Regions from separate parts of the Homo sapiens genome. Here region 1 is linked to region 2. The links are chromatin loops, found by intact Hi-C in ENCODE. Cell type or tissue: dorsolateral prefrontal cortex. All regions are shown on one strand. Links, peaks and the distances in the headings refer to the core of each region. The heading gives the core; the rest is flanking DNA. Region 1 overlaps TPST2 (tyrosylprotein sulfotransferase 2). Region 2 has its middle 46 kb from the start of MN1.

Region 1 (2,908 bases), core at 126-2,625, 1.3 Mb before region 2:
ATCAACACTAAAATAGTAATAATAGCACCTAACATTTATTAACCTATTTGATGCCCACAGGTATCTATAAGGTAGGCAAATTATATTTCCATGTTACAGATGAAGCAATGGAAGCACAGGGGTTGAGTCGCTTTGCCCAGGGTCACACAGCTAAGAAGTGGCAGAGCTGAGGTTTGAACCCAGACATCCTTGTTCTGGAATCTGTGCTCTTAACCTTTACCCACTATTGCCTTACTACAAAGCATATTCAAAGTTTGCAGATTCTAGGCTGGGTGTGGTGGCTCATGCCTGTAATCCCAGGACTCTGGGAGGCTGAGGTGGAAGAACTGCTTGAGGCCAGGAGTTTGAGACCAGCCTGGGCAACAGGGCAAACCCCATCTCTACCAAAAATACAAAAATTAGCCCAGCTTGGTGGCGCATGCCTATAGTCCCAGCTACTCAGGAAGATGAGGTGGGAGGATCACTTGAACAGGGAGGTGGCGGCTGTTACTCCAGCCGGGCAACAGACCGAGACACTGCCTCAAAAAACAAACAAACAGCCCACGAAGTTTGCAGATTCTCTCAGAAAGGAGAGGAGTAATTGTTGTCATTTTTTGGGATAATGAAACGGAGGCTCAGAGAGATATAGTGACTTGCCCAAGGCCACACAGCTCAAGAAAGGCAGTGCTGATTTTCTTGCCTGGCGCCTCTGACTCCAGGGCCAGAGTCTGAGTGGAAGCATCAGGGGCTCCACTCACTTGGACAGGGAGACACCACCGGGCTTGCCAATGAGGTCTTCATGGTGGAGGACAGCGTCGCTCCAGGCGATGCCGAGGAAGTCGAGGATGAGCTTGAGTGAGCGCCTGGGGTGCAGCACCAGCTGCTCGTAGTACACAGGCAGGCACTTCTCCTTGCCTACCTCCATGCACTGGGCGTACATCACCTCGATGGCCTTGTTCCACTTGGTGAGGCAGTCACGGTAGCTGCTGAGGTCAAAGCCCGCAATGGTGACTTTGCGCGTGATCATGGAGTGCACGGAGGCCCGGCCGTCCCGCACCATCAGCAGGAACTTGGAGTTGGGGAACAGGCGCGACAGGTAGACCGAGGACTTGAGCGTAAATGGGTCCTTGTTGCAGAGCACGCGGGCCGGCTCTCCGTGCTTGGCAATCACCTCCAGGATGAAGGCCTGCATGGCGGCGTCCAGCACCTCATCCGTCACCCCCGCCTCATCCAGCCGCAGCTTCTCACGGCCAGACTTGGACCAGGCCTGGCGCATGGCCAGCACGCGCGGGATGATGCGGGTCTCCTCGCCGCAGCGCACCTCGGGGTGCGCGTCCAGCATGGCGCGCATCAACGTGGTGCCACTGCGAGGCACGCCACCCACGAAGATGAGCGGCATGGCCTTGCCATAGCGGTATTCCACGTGGTTGGTGCCCACCATCACCAGCTCCTCCTGCTCAGGCCGCATGGCCCCCCGGGGGCTCCGCAGGCCCGCCAGCACCGCCCGGCACTCTAGCACCTGCTGTCCCAGCTGAACCGCCAGCACCAGGACCAGGGCGCAGCCGGCTGCCAGCAGCACCCTCCGCACCGACAGGCGCATGCTGGGCCGGAGGCAGGGTAGGCCTGGCCTGAGGGCCCGCTTCTGGGGCTTCAGCGACAGGTTAGCGGGCAGCCCGCCAGGCTCACATCTGGGGAGAGAGGGGGACATGCATAGTCAGGGAGGTCTGTGAGCTGTGAGCTCTCCAATAACTGCAAAGCCCTATAACTGCAAACAAGAGGCTGCTGACATGAATGCAGAGGGCACCTTTCATAAGCACTAGCTGTGTGCCTGGCACCCTGCTGGGCACTTTTTTCAATTTTTTTTGTTTTTTTAAAGAGATGGGGTCTCACCATGTTTCCCAGGCTGCTCTTGAACTCGTGGGCCTGGGTGATCCTCCTACCTGTCTCCCAAAGTGATGGGATTACAGGCATGAGCCACCCGGTCCAGCGGATCATGAGGTCAGGAGATCGAGACCATCCTGGCTAACACGGTGATATCCCATCTCTACTAAAATACAAAAAATTAGCTGGGCATGGTGGCGGGCGCCTGTAGTCCCAGCTACTCGGGAGGCTGCGGCAGGAGAATGGCGTGAACCTGGGAGGCAGAGCTTGCAGTGAGCCTAGACTGCGCCACTGCACTCCAGCGTGGGCGACAGAGCGAGACTCCGTCTAAAAAAAAAAAAAAAAAAGGCTGGAGTGCATTGAGTGGTGAGAGATCATAGCTCACTGCGGCCTCGGACTCCTGGGCTCAAGCAATCCTCTGCCTCAGCCTCCCAAGTACCTGGGACTACAGGCACACACCACCGCACCTGGCTAATTTTTAGAAACAGGGTCTCGCTTCAAGTGATCCTCCCGCCTCAGCCTCCCAAAATGATGGGATTACAGGCATGAGTTACCCCATCTGGCCCAAGAATATTAGTGATTTCTATCATAATCATTGGTTATTTACTTATTCCAACATTTAATGAGCACCTGCTATGTGCTGGGAGCCTCAGCCTCCAAAGTCTACTCTTACCATGGACCTGTGCCTGAGAGAGATTGATGGGTTCTACCTGCGTAGGTGAGGGAAGGCCTCCTGCAGGAGGTAGCCTTCATGCAGAATTTTCAGTGGTGGGTAGGAAACAGGCAGGTGGAGAAGGGAAACAAGGATGTTACCAGCAAAGGGAATAGCCAGCGCAGAGCCACAGGCAGGAAAGGATGCAGCACGACTGGGGAACTGCAAGTGACTTAGTGAACGGAGGGTTTGGTGGAAGCCAGTGGGAAGACAGCATGCCTCTTTGGATGTGAGGTTCCACCCAAAACCACCCAAGGGCCCAGTCTGCAGCTGGGCCTATCCACCTGCAAGGGCTTGGGCTGCCTGGGCCTTCTTAGGCTATAGCAAGTGGAAAAT
Region 2 (2,908 bases), core at 99-2,598:
GTAAAATGCAACATGGGGGTTCCTGACACCAAGACTGAGGGGATGCTCAACACTGTCTAGGAAGAAATGTTTTCTTGGCTCTGGGAAGAATCAGCCATGGAAGTTTACTCCTAAGGGGTGTTTGGGAGCCTAGGGTGTCCATAACAGAATTTATGTCATTAGGGTCGCCCCTTGCTGAACGCCACAAGCATGGCGCTTTGCAGTTCTCAAAGACAAGGCAGCAGGATGAGCACCTCTGAAGTGGCCCCTGGATGACAGCCCTGGCTCCACCACTTTTAGTAGTAAAATCTGGGGCAAAATATATTAATCTGCGCCTCAGATTCCTCAAGCATAAAAGGATAGTGACAGCACCCACTTCATAGGGTGATTGTGAAGATTAGAGGCCAATTATGTGCTGTACCTGACTTACAGTAGGTGCTAGCTATTAAGTGCTGGTTGGTACTGCTATTATTGTTTGCAATCTGATATGTTAAGAGGAATAACCATGAAAAGAATCTTAAAGCAGGGGTTTGGGAAACTGTGGCCCTTGAGCCAAATCTGGCCTGCTGCCTGTTTGTGTGAAGTTCTGTTGAAACAGCCATGCCCATTTAGGTAATGTCTATGGTTATTTTCCCACTATAAAGGCAGCGTTGAGTAGTTTAGTTGCAACAGAGACTGTATGGCCCACGAAGCCAAAAATATGTACTATCCAGCCCTTTATAGAAAGTTTGCCGACCTCTGATTTAAGGGAATGAATGGATTGAGTGACGTCTATGCATGGCTGTTCTGGGCTTGATCCCGAACCTCCCTCCAGCCTCACTTGGGAGAAGTCTCTCGTCCTACACAGCACCTCCCTTAGAATGACACTGGGAGAGAAGACTATAGGACACATTGGGTGGGGAGCACTCGCAGCACCTCTTGGTAGGCTGAAAAGTTGTTTCAGGGACTCCCCGGGCCATGGGAAAGTGGAGACGGCGCTGAAAACCTGGCATCACTATTCTGGGCTGCAGAGAGCCAGCATGCAATGGGATGCCTGGAGGCGAAGCTTTTGTTTAGCACATACATTAATAAACACAGGAGGTCACTCCTTCGTTCCACTTCATGAACCTCCCTCAGTCTGGAGTGCAAGGCAATTCTGCTATCGACTGATTAGCAGGTGGTGTCAGAATATATAAGGGATCAACAAGGCGGAAGCATGTCATGGCGATTTACTGCTTCCTAGAAATCCAAGAAGTAAACAGATTCAACCCAAGGTGGAGTGTCACTGACTCGCAGAAACTCTGGGCTCATTTTCTAAGCAAAGGCCTGGACTTAGCACATCCCATCAGAAGCCAAGACCCCAAGCCCAGGGTAAGGTGTTCATATAGGGAGTTGTATTTCAATCGTGGAAAAGGTACAGGATAGCTATGAGCCTTTTTATGAGTGTAGGATTTAGTTTAACAGCCACAGACAGCATTTTCTGGACAACAGATGTAGAGAGAAACTATGCCAGTTGAGAAGAGTTTAATCAGAATTATCTTCTTTTTTTTTCTTTTTTTGAGACAGAGTCTTGCTCTGTCGCCCAGGCTGGAATGCAGTGGCGCCATCTCGGCTCACTGCAACCTCCTCCTCCAGGGTTCACACCATTCTCCTGCCTCAGTCTCCTGAGTAGCTGGGATTACAGGTATGTGCCACCACGCCCGGCTAATTTTTGTATTTTTAGTAGAGATGGGGTTTCATCATGTTGGTCAAGCTGGTCTCCAACTCCTGACTTTGTGATCTGCCCGCCTCGGCCTCCCAAAGTGTTGGGATTACAGGTGTGAGCCACTGCGCCCAGCCTATCTTCATTCTATTCCATACATCAACTGCTTTTGTTAACCCATCATAGCTCTGCCCTTCAGCTTTCTGTGCATATTGGTGGGGGATCAGGTGCTTAGAGCTATTTCTGTGGTCAATGTGCATGTTTAGGGCAGCAGAGAAATCAGTTTGATTCCTTCCACCTGTGACTGACCCTGTACAGGCAGTGAGACTGATGAGCCTCATTGGCTTCACTTTAAGAATGGCAGAAGGACACTGGCTTTGGCTGCAGTAGTTTTTTGGGCCTCAGGAAGTCATGCACGTGTTCCAGAAGGGGCACAGCACCAAAGCTAACTCTGGCAGAGACTGATTATACACACAATCCCCTAACCAAGGCTTGGCAAATGAGGCATGGCCTCTCCAGTCAAATCCAGCCTGCCATTTCTCTGTGTAAATAAAGTTTTACTAGAACAGGTACAGTGCTCATTTATGTGTCTTCTGTGGATGTTTCTGCATTGTGAGGGGAGAGCTGAATAATTTGTAGTAGACCATATGGCCCACAAAGCCTAAAATCTTCTACAGGAACTTTTCAGACCCCACCCTAGATGAGAGGATGGTGCATCAGAGCATAGTTTGCATTGGACCAGGACATACAAAAGGGGCAGGATTTCAGTCATTTGGGGGCGTTTTTTAGACTTAGGGGCCAGTTAGGATTTCTGGCTTGGGCAGCACAGCCAGTGATACAGTTAACCAATAGTAAATGCAGACAGTACATTTTGGGGAAGGAGGAAGGACTAAAAAGAGTTTTGCTTTAGATTCGTTTAGTTTGCAGTCTCTGAAACCTCTGGTTTAGGTGCCTGGAAAGCAAGGAGGGAAATGCAGACTTGGAGCTCTCTCCTCTGTTCTCATCGAATTTTCTACAATCAGCTACCAAAACTACTACTTCCCACTGCTAGTTGGTAGGCTTCAATTCTGAGGGCAGAAGTTACATCTTCCTGACTTTTTGGCTATTAATCCCTCTGCTCGAACCCCAGGACTCAAAAGGGTCCTTGGCACAGGGAAGGCAGATATCTGTTATAGGTAAAAAGGAGCCATTTTCAGAGTCAGTTTCCATCAGGGAAAGTTACTTGGGGGCACAGCTGTGGCGCCTACC

Evidence for each region. Hi-C counts contacts between places; a loop is a spot of excess contacts. Peaks named below come from ENCODE experiments on the same cell type or tissue, not always from the same donor. Only the 100,000 strongest peaks of a DNase experiment are listed, where the experiment ranks them.
Region 1: it touches region 2 in a loop (13-fold over the local background); 1 of 110 quality-filtered maps calls a loop at or near these places.

The regions. Positions count from the first base shown.
Region 1 is chr22:26,540,052-26,542,959 of GRCh38, forward strand. TPST2 (tyrosylprotein sulfotransferase 2) reads right to left here. Exons shown (of 7, transcript NM_003595.5): 3 at 738-1,667. The coding sequence starts at 1,579. Among named protein-coding and RNA genes, the nearest start is that of MIR548J, 14 kb to the right of the region's middle. RefSeq lists an enhancer at 1,294-1,795. In dorsolateral prefrontal cortex, for the core only: no CTCF peak of the experiment used is centred there; a DNase peak (open chromatin) is centred at 1,199.
Region 2 is chr22:27,846,002-27,848,909 of GRCh38, forward strand. No RefSeq gene overlaps it. Among named protein-coding and RNA genes, the nearest start is that of MN1, 46 kb to the left of the region's middle. In dorsolateral prefrontal cortex, for the core only: no CTCF peak of the experiment used is centred there; no DNase peak of the experiment used is centred there.